2 separate regions of the Homo sapiens genome follow, and region 2 is linked to region 1. A link is a loop called in an ENCODE intact Hi-C map of the cell type or tissue named here. Cell type or tissue: CD14-positive monocyte. All regions are shown on one strand. Links, peaks and the distances in the headings refer to the core of each region. The heading gives the core; the rest is flanking DNA.

Region 1 (5,383 bases), core at 324-5,323:
AGTGTTCTGGAAGCCTAGAGAGGGGGAGGTGGGAGCTCAGGCCTCAGCATTCAGCATTCAGGAAGCATGTGGTCACTGAATCCACTTTGCTATGAGTTAATCATGCATCAGTTATGCCTGACATCTCCCCCAGTCCGGAGGAGAAATGCCATCAGCCCTATTGGGGGAGGACAGTCACTCAGCATGAAGTAAGGCTATCAGTTTCTCTCTGATTATTGAATTAGCTGTGTTCCAAATATTTTCTAATTTCCTTTGTGATTCTTCTTTGACCTATGAGTTATTTTGAAGTGTATGGTCTCATTTCCAAGTTTTTGGGATTTTCCGAATAATTTTCTGTTATCAGTACCTAATTTAATTCCATTGTAGCCAATGAATATATTTCATATGATTTTGATCCTTTTAAATTCATTGAGACTTGTTTTGTGGCCCAGTGTGCGGTCTATTTTGATAAATTCCATATGTACTTGCAAAAATACATATTCTACAGTTACTGTGAATGGAGTGTGTTATAAATGTGAGGTAAAATTGATGGGTAATGTTTAGTTTTTCTATATCTGTACTGATTTTCTGTCAAGCTGTTGTAATTACTAAGAAAGGAATATTGACATCTCCAAATATGTGTCTATTTATGTAATTATTTCAGTTCTGATAGTTTTGCTTCATGTATTTTGAAGTTCTGTTATTAATGCGAGGTACAAATAATGAAAATGTAGGCATGTTATGTCTTTTTGATGAAGTGACTCTTTTATCATTATGGAAGTTCTCTGTTTATCTCTCTGTCTGCCCTCCTCCCCACTATTTTTCCCTAAGGTGGTTTCGACACTTTAAAGTTCTCTTTCCACTGTCTTTTGGGCTGCATGTTCTGAGAAGTCTAGTGATTCTTTAGTTTTCTATACATAATATTTTTTCCTTGTCCACTTTTATAATTGTCTTTTTATCACTGATTTTCCAGTTTATTTATTGTAGTTTTCTTTGTATTTATCCTGCTGGGGAGTCATTGAGCTACTGTGATCTGTGGGTTAATAATTTTCTTCAAATTTGGAAAATTGAAGCCAATACTTCTTTAAGTATTTTTCTGCTCCTTTTAGCCCATCTCTCTCTCTCTCTCTTTTTTTTTTTTTTAAGACAGGGTCTCACTCTGTCATCCAGGCTGTAGTGCAGTGGTGTGATCTTGGCTCACTGCAGCCTCAACCTCCCAGGCTCAAGTAACAAGTGATCCTCCCACCTCAGCCTCCCAAGTAGCTGGCACCACAGGCGCAGGCCACCAGGCTTGGCTGATTTTTGTATTTTTTTTAGTAGAGATGGGGTTTTGCCATGTCACCAAGGCTGGTCTTGAACTCGTGAGCTTAAGTGATCCACCCACCTCGGCCTCCCAAAGTGCTGGGATTACAGGCATGAGCCGCTGTGCCCGGCTACCTATGCTTTCTACTGAGGTGATTTCTGGACTGAAAAAAATTACCAGAGCCCCAGTGACCTATGGGACATTATCAACCAGTCTGAAGTATGTGTAAATAAAAATGGGGCAGCGAGGCGAGTTGGTGCATGCCTGTAATCCCAGCACTTTGGAAAGCCAAGGCTGGCGGATTGCTTTAGCCTAGGGGTTCGATACTAGCCTGGGCAAAATGGTAAAACCAAAATCCAAAGATACAAAAATAAATAGCTGGGCATGGTGGTGCATGTGGTCCCAGCTACTTGGGAGGCTGAGGTGGGAAGATCACTTGTCACCTGAGCCCGGGAGGTCAAGGCTGCAGTGATCCAGGATCGCACCACAGCACTCCAGCCTAGATGATATAGTGAGACCCTGTCTAAGAAAAAAAAAAAAGTAGATTTGTTGGGAGAGAAAGTGATAAATCCGGTGCTGGAGTAAAGTACAGGACTCCTTCTCAGTACTAATGACTGGTGGAGGAAGGGAGATAGGAAAACTCTGGTGCCTAAGACACTCAGGCAAAAGGTGGCGATTTACGAATCTGGATGTGTTATAGAGGCCATTTCTTAGCAGCTCTGATGAAGAGTTCATCACTTTAATTCCAGATCATTGGGCAATCAAGGTAATATCCAGACTTTTCTGGTTAGAAGGGCAAAGGTTATTGACAGACGACTAGACCAGCCTTATTGGCTCTAGTGCTGGCAACAATATTGTGTAAAGATAATTGTTAGACCAAACACCTGGGATGGAGCTAAGGCAAAGGTGGGAACTAAGATTATACAGCTGTTTTTCTCAGAATTTTATATCACAAAAACTTCTGTCAGCCATCAGGGATCAGCTTGTTTCTTCCTTTTGATGATAGGAATGAAATAAAGAATGTCCTTTCATTCTCACTATGTTGCAAGGACACTCAGAGCCATATTGTATTTTCAGTCTCTTAATTGTATTGTGTATGCTCAATCACATTTAATAGTAAATGTGCCTTCTTTTTTTTTTTTTGGTATTTACCTTGTTACGTATATTCCTTTTTGTGAGTTTGCTAGGATCATTTCTTTTTGGAAAGGAAGTTTTTAAAAAAATCATTTATTATATATTTCATAATCCAGGGCTTAGTATTTTGTAATTTTTTCTCTACTTTACTTCCTTAGCTATTAAGACAACCAGTAATTACATCATATGTCTTCAAGAGTTGGATTTCCCACTGGTGCAACCATCCTCATAATAATTGGAATAATGTGACATAAAAGGGAAAATGTTATTCAAATTTACTTGTAATGAATGCCATATGACTTTTTTTTGCATTCTTATTCTTCAATAATATTTTTGGGGCCAGGCACAATGACTTATGCCTGTAATCGCAACACTTTGAGAGGCCAAGGTGGTAGGATCACTTGAGGCAACACAGCAAGAGTCTATCTCTACAAAAAAAAATTAAAAACTAGCCTTGTGTGGTGGTGCACACCTGTTGTCCCAGCTACTTGGGAGGCCGAGGCAGGAGGATTGCTGAGCACAGGAGGCCAAGGCTACAGTGAGTTGTAATCATACCACTGCACTCCAGCCTGGGTGACACAGTGAGACTCCATCTCAAAAATATATATACATGTTTTTTGTTAACAAGCAAGTATATTCTTTCTTTTTTCTTTTTGTTTTTTTTGAGACAGTCTTACTCTGTTGCCCAGGCTGGAGTGCAGTGGCACAATCTCGGCTCACTGCAACCTCTGCCTCCCGGGTTCAAGCAATTCTTGTGCCTCAGCCTTCCAAGTAGCTGGGATTACAGGCACCACCCACCACACCCAGTTACTTTTTGTATTTTCAGTAGAGATGGGGTTTTGCCATGTTGGCCAGGCTGGTCTCAAACTCCTGACCTCTAGTGATCTGCCCACCTCAGCTTCCCAAAGTGCTGGAATTACAGGGGTGGGCCACTGCACCCGGTCATATTCTTTATAACCAAACATACTAAAATTTTTTGATCACTTAAGTATTTGAAGTACTAACATCTAATGTTTTGAGCATTTATTATCTGGGAGTAGACGGAGGCTTTTAATGTCTCAGTGAATCCTACAATCTCCTAAATTTGTTCTTTCCTTGATCTTTTCTGCATCAGGACTTACCTAGGTGCTCTATCCATTGTTAGCATCATCTGTGCCCCTGTTTTTCAAGTGTTAAAATATCCAGTGTAACTATGGCCACACATAAGTTTCCTAGTCTGAGTAATACACATCCCTCAACTAGTATTCTTCACAGGAGAAAACCGTGGAAGGAGGTTAATAAAATAATCAAAGAGATATTTATATACTTCCTTAAAATGCTATTTCATTTAAAGGCATGACTATAAATAGTTCCATTCATGGCTCTAGGCTCCTATGTTTGACTTTCTGGGAAGGAGTATCATAGGGTATCTATGAACGACCCTGAGGAGCTGTTGTTTCCAGAGATGATCAGCCACTTACTTGGAGCTGTTGCATTTGATGACGTGAATTCTATTTTTGGAACATGAACAGATTTAGGATCTGCTGCACTGCAGTGCAACTGAATTCTTATAAGCTTTATTGTTATTCTCCTTATCTTCTCTGACAAAAGAAAAATAGCCTTTCACATGACTGTGTGATGTTGGATATGCCCTCATTGTATATAGAGTTCTTTACTTAAAACAGGAAATTACTTGCTTCTCCCATCAAATCTATCTATCCCCCAGCCCAGGAAAAGTCTTCTGAAAGAAAATAATTGTGAGCCTAGTTCAATATCAGACATATTCTTATTATCTTCATTTTATTGATGAGGGAAAAAGACTCAGGGAGTTTTGGTAACTTCACCAAGGTCAAATAATTAGTAAAGGTCACAGCCAGGAATTTAGCCCACATGTTAAAGCCCTGTACCCACGCTCTTAACTTGTTCACGTCTGCTTCTCTCTTAGCCCTCAATATTCTCATCTGGAGACTGGCAATAATATCTTTCTCTAAATAGCATAAAGAACTTAGATTTTAGTTCTGCCTTTGCTGCTAGCTGGGCATGTTGGAAATACTGCAATCTTCATGGGTTTTGGTTCTCTCAACTATAAAATGAGCATGTAGGTGGGGAGATATACAAGATTCTTTCCAACTGTAAATTTGTTTTATTTTATTTGAATTTAAGCATGATTTTAGAAATGCAAACTACATTGCAGTTGCCTGATGGCTATGGATGCTTTCCTCATCAATGTTCAGACTTACAGAGCTTGCTCCCCACTCTCTGCTACTTTTTGATTTGCCATCAGCCTTTCTCTGCCTGGCCACACCTTCCGCCTGTCCATCTTTGCTCATTCATCATTTCTCTCCCCACATACTTCCCAGTGAGGAGTTAGAGGCTGGGGTGGATAGATACCACACCTTCTCAGAATTGTATCTACCTAGGTGGTTTGGTGACATTGTGTCATTTAACACTGCTGAGAATGAAAATGGGGGCAGTTGCATTAGTGAGCATTGATCTCTAATTGACAGATACCAGCCATGAGACTATACTTTTGCCACAGCTCTGTCTTCTTAGATACAGACATGAGTGATTACACACACAGCCACACATCCACTCCACAAGCACTTAGCAGTGTCACTTTCCATTAGCTGTACATCTAGATTGCTGTCTTTCTTGCTGGTAAGTACACGTTTGAATAACATAATGGAAGATATGTCTACCTGTACATATCAGTTCTGATATTCACGGCTGAGAAAACTTTACCTCTTAGGGTTTATTTTATGTAGTGCCTTGGGCACTACAACACAGGAGCTAAAACTGAGGAGAGTTTTAAGCTTAGGGTTTTTGTTTTTTCTCTCCTCTTTCTGGATGCATAACCACTTCGTCATTGCTGTCAAGTGAGGGCTTGGTATGATGGGAGAATTAGAGGAAACAGCTTAAAAGGCACTGTAATTTTGTCCCTTAGGGACTTTTGTCCAGATCTGCTGGTTATATAGTATGTTCACAGAC
Region 2 (5,383 bases), core at 230-5,229, 130 kb before region 1:
CCCAATGTGATGGTATCTGGAGGTGGGGCCTTTGGGAGGTAATTGGGTGATGGGGGCAGAAGGATTAGTGCCATTACAAAAGGGACCTCAGGGAGCTCCCTTGCTCCTTCTGCCATGTGAGTACAAAGCAAGAAAATGGTCATCCATGAACCAGAAAGCAGGAAAATCAGAAATCAAATCTTCTGGTACCTTGGTCTTGGACTTTCCAACCTCCAGAACTATGAGAAATTAATTTCTGTTGTTTATAAGCTGCCCAGTCTATGATACTTTGTTATATAGCAGGCCAAACAGATGAAGATATCCCCTCTTGGGGTTCAATGAGTTTGAATCCTGAAGGGTCTGTGGTCTCCAAACTCAAGAGCTTCCAGCTCTGTGGCAGGGCCCATGAACAGGCAGGTCCTTCTCCATTTTCTTGGGCTGTAAAAGCCTTCCTTTCCAGGCTGCTATCCCATGGCTCTCAGCTGGCAAATCTGCCCCAGTGTGGGGTCATCTATCCTTAGCCAGCAGAGGGATGATTTTCCAGTAGTGTAAATAGGGTGATCCCCTGCTTGGAGGTTGGGATTTATTTTTCTTTTGGAGGGTTTTTCAGTAGATTGGTGAAGTCTGAATCTAACTTAAGGATTTTCAGATCCTGAATTTATCAGCCCCACTGAGCAGACACAGAAGAGTGGAGAGAGCTATAGCAGTGTCTTTCAGCAGTTCTTAGGAGTTCAGGGGTGGAAAGATGGGGCGAGGGCGAGGGCTAGGGCCGTGTGGTGGATGGGGAAAGTCTAAGAGAGTCTGATGGGCAAGGAAATAGATTTCCTGGATATGAATCCTTGCCTTTGCTAGAATTTCTCTGCTGAAAATGTAGGTGGTTAGGAGATTTCCTACCTTCCAGGTCAGCTAAACCTGGAACTACATTTACAGTCAACTTTAAACAAAACCCCCTGACAGTTTACACCCTACACAGTCCACAGTCAGTACTGTAGTCTGGAAATAAGAGATGAATCTAAGGTTTGGATGCTGAAAGATTCACCTGTCTCTCCAGGCATGGTCTGAGTATTTCTAATCTAGAGAATTTATAAGTCAACAATGGGCCTGAAATATAGTCTTCCAGTGACTTCTCATGTAATGGAAAACTCATCTTCTCCCCAAGGTTTTATCCTACTGGGAAGATCACCAGTGATCAATCTTAAAAGAGAAAATGTCCATTAGGAATTTTTATGTCCCTTCACCTGCATTACTTTGCTAGGAAAAATAGGCATGAGAGGATTGTATATTTTATTATATAATCCTACTTCAAAAGAGTTTATATTCTATTCACAAGGAAAAAGGAAAGTACTAACAAATGCAAAGAAGCATGAGGGAAGTGTCATCAAGATAATACAAAAAGGCTCAAAGGAAAAAGATGAACAAAAAGGAGCTAATGGGAGAGGTGTCATTTGATACAGGAATTGACCAAGAGATATGATTTCAACTCATGGAGATGGAGGAGGAAGGGCCTTCTAACTGAGGAAAGGTAAAAGACGGAAATTAAAATGTGCCCTCAGGCTTTAAATATCTTAATTGCCTGGGGGAGAGGCTAGAGGTAAATTGATCCTTCGATTATTTGGAGTTCATTATCCCAGCAGAGAAAGTCTTACAGCAGCTTACTTGATTACTAGTTGTTCAAGAAACTTTATTTATTATCCACTTATATCTGGTATGCAAGAAAGAGTTTAAAAGAATCAATAAACTTTGGTCTCCAGTGGATTAGGTATTGACACGACTGCGGAAGAAGAGAAAGTACAAGATAGTCCTGAGGGCTCCCCAAGGGTAAACCTTCTAAATGTTTAAACCTTCAAAACCATTGATTCCCAGAAATACTCAGAACAAAGTGAAGTATTTGCAAGAGAGAGAGAGAGAAAATTTTGTGGGCCTCCGGAAGAGGAATCCTGTTACTTCCTTTATAGCTGATTCTCAACCCTAGTAACACATCAGAATCACCCAGGGACAGTTTAAAATATTCATGCCTGGGCCCCAACTCCAGATATCTTGATTTTATTTAGGGGTATTGGTATCTTTGAAAAGCTCCTCCAGGTGATTCCATCACTAGATAGAACGTCTTGACTGTGAGTTTTCCAGGTTCTTGGCGTATTGAACAAAGAATTGAACAAAATGCACAAACAAAGCAACAAAAGAAGCAACAAAAGACAAAATAAAAGAGTAGAGTAATAAAGGCATAAATTTATTGAAGATGCAAAAGTACGATTAACAGAGTGGGAGCAGACTTGAGCAAGTGGCTCAAGAGCCTCCCTATTGCAATGCTCCCCAGGGTATTTATAAAGCCAAAAGAACTTGGCAATACCCCTAGGTGCCCTCTAGAGGCCTCCAACTGGTGGCAGTCTATGAAAAATTGACCTGAGGCCAATCAGAGTCTGAAGTGGAAACTTCTGTCTTGTTATCACAGGAAGGAGGATGTGGCTTGTATGCTGCCCAATCTTGGCTAGAACTGCCTGCACCTGCTGTTCTTTTGCTTATGCCTTAATCTTTGGTTACCCTAATTCCCTTTTCTCCTGCCTTAATTCCAATGTACAGCCAAGGCTGCAAACCACTGCTCTGAAAGCACTTTTGGTAACCTCCAGACTCCTTATATAAAGACAAGAGAGAACTGGGGAGAGTTATTTCCAAATTGGGAAAATTCCTTCTATGTAGGAAGAAAAAGTGGACCTTAATATGAAGCCACCCTTCCTGATTATTTTTTCATATTTGTAGCTGCTTTGGCATCTTCAGCCTTGAATTCCAACTGGGTCTGTATTTGCTCCTACCTACCTTACATTGATTATAACAGTCTCTTTAATATATTGGGTTCTTCCCACTACGTGGAGAGAATATAGAAATCAGGGTAAAGCTACAAATTGCCCCTTTCCCGACATGGTAGGCTGAATAACAGCCCCCCCAAAGATGTTGTCAGCCCAGGCAGCCATAATAAAATACCATAAACTATCAAATATTTATTTTTCACGGTTCTGGAGATTGGAAATACAAGATCAGGGTGCCAGCAGGGTTGAGTTAAGGTGAGAGCCCTCTTCTGGGTTGCAGGCTGCTAACTTGTATCCTCACACAGAGGAAAGAGCTGGCTGGCTCTCTGGCCTGTTCTTATAAGGGCACTAATCCTCAAGGGCTCTGCCTTCATGAACTAATTACCTCCCCAAAGCCCCACACACAAATACCATCACAGTGAGATTAGAGTCTTAACATAGGAATTTTAGAGGGAACACATTCAGTCCATTGCAAATGTGACAACATAGAATCCAGAACATGTGAATATGTTCCCTCCTGTGGGCCTCTGCAGAGGTGATTAATGATTTTAAGATGGTGAGAGTCCCTTGAATTTTCCAGGTGAGCCCAGTGTGATCACAAAGGGGAAAGGAGAATCGGAGTTTAAGAAGGTATGACAACAGAAGCAGAGATTTGAGTGATACAAGTGCTGGCTTTGAAGAAAGAAGCCAGCCTCTTGGCCATGGACCAAGAAAGGCAGACAGCCTTGAGAAGCTGCTAAATATCTTACACACATTATCTTACTTAATCTTTGCAATGACCCTATTCCCCAGGTCCCTTCATTACCCTCATTTCATGGAGGAAGAGCCAGAGACTCAGAGTTAAGAATTGTTTTCCTGGCCAGGTGCAGTGGCTCACACCTGTAATCCCAGCACTTTGGGAGGCTGAGGTGGGTAGATCACTTGAGGTCAGGAGTTCGAGACAAGCCTGGCCAATATGGTGAAACCCCGTCTCTACCAAAAAATACAAAAATTAGCCAGGCGTGGTGGCGTGTGCCTGTAGTCCCAGCTACTCAGGAGACTGAGGCAGGAGAATCACTTGAACCTGGGAGTTGGAGGTTACAGTGAGCTGAGATCATACCACTGCATTCCAGCCTGGGCAACAAAGTGAGACTCCGTCTCAAAAAAAAAAAAAAAAAAAGTGTGTTTCTAGAAGCTAAAATGCCACTAAGTATAAAATGCAACATTATATGTGCCACTAAGAAAAATGACTGCTAATTAAACTATGATATGTCATCAACAAACATAACACATGCCATTTCTCATTTAAAAACTATAAAATAAATGAAATCCATTTTTCCATGTGATGACTTATATTGCACGGTAGGAAAATCAAATATCAAATTCTTTCAGCCAGGCGCAGTGGCTCACGCCTATAATCCCAGCACTTTGGGAGGCCGAGATGGGCAGATCACCTGAGGTCAGGAGTTTGAGACCAGCCTGGCTAACATGGTGAAACCCTGTCTCTACTAAAATTACAAAAATTATCTGGGTGTGGTGGCTGACGCCTGTAATCCCAGCTACTCAGGAGGCTGAGACAGGAGAATCATTTGAACCCAGCAGGCAGAGTTTGCAGTGAGCCAAGATGATACCACTGTGCTCCAGCCTGGGTGACAGAGTGAGACTCTGCTTCAAACACACACACACACGCACACACACACACACACACACACACACAAATTATTTTAAAAATTGTATTTATTGTAGGTTCACAGGGTACATGTCCAGGTATGTTTCATGGGAATATTGTACAATGGTGGGGTTTAGGCTTCTGTTGAAACCATCATCCAAATAGTGAATATGGTACACAATAGGTAGTTTTTTTTAACTATCGCCCCACTTGCTCCCTCACTCCTTTTGGAGTCTCCAGCATCTATTGTTTTCATCTTTATGTCCATGTGTACCCATTGTTGAGCTCCCACTTAAGAATGCGGCGTTTGATTTTCTGTTTCTACGTTATTCCACTTAGGATAGTGGACTTCATGGACTCAGCTACATCCATGTTGCTGCAAAGAACATGAATTCATTCCTTCCCCCCGCCCTCCCCGCCCCTTGAGATAGGGTATCCCCCTGTTGTTCAGGCTGGAGTGCCGTGGTGCCATCATAGCTCACTGCAATCTCCAACTCCTATGCTCAAGTGATCCTCCCACCTTAGCTTCCCAAGTAGCTGGGACTACAGATGAATGCCTATTTTGTTGTTGTTGTTGTTTGTTTGTTGTTGTTGTTTTAGTAGAGGTGAGGTTTCACCATGTTACCCAGGCTGGTCTTGAACTTCCAGGCTCAAGCAATTCTCCCGATTTGACCTCCCGAAGTGCTTGGATTATAGGTATGAGCCCCCATGCTTAGCCAGAATTCGTTCTTTTTTTTTTTTTTTTTTTTCTTTTTGAGACGGAGTCTTGTTCTGTCACCCAGGCTGAAATACAGTGGCAAGATCTCGGCTCACTGTAACCTCCACCTACCGCATTTAAGTGATTCTCCTGCCTCAGCCTCCCAAGTAGCTGGTATTACAGGTGTTGACCACCTTGCCTGGCTAATTTTTTGTATTTTTAGTAGAGACAGGGTTTTGCCATGTTGCCCAGGCT

What was found. A loop is a pair of places that touch in the nucleus more often than their neighbours do. Peaks named below come from ENCODE experiments on the same cell type or tissue, not always from the same donor. Only the 100,000 strongest peaks of a DNase experiment are listed, where the experiment ranks them.
Region 2: it touches region 1 in a loop (3.0-fold over the local background); 27 of 110 quality-filtered maps call a loop at or near these places.

Annotation. Positions count from the first base shown.
Region 1 is chr15:33,093,043-33,098,425 of GRCh38, reverse strand. The region is part of intron 4 of FMN1 (formin 1); the gene reads left to right. Among named protein-coding and RNA genes, the nearest start is that of FMN1, 99 kb to the left of the region's middle. In CD14-positive monocyte, for the core only: no CTCF peak of the experiment used is centred there; no DNase peak of the experiment used is centred there.
Region 2 is chr15:33,223,759-33,229,141 of GRCh38, reverse strand. No RefSeq gene overlaps it. Among named protein-coding and RNA genes, the nearest start is that of FMN1, 32 kb to the right of the region's middle. RefSeq lists an enhancer at 2,365-2,414. In CD14-positive monocyte, for the core only: CTCF peaks have their summits at 2,120 and 2,321 (motif pointing left); a DNase peak (open chromatin) is centred at 2,361.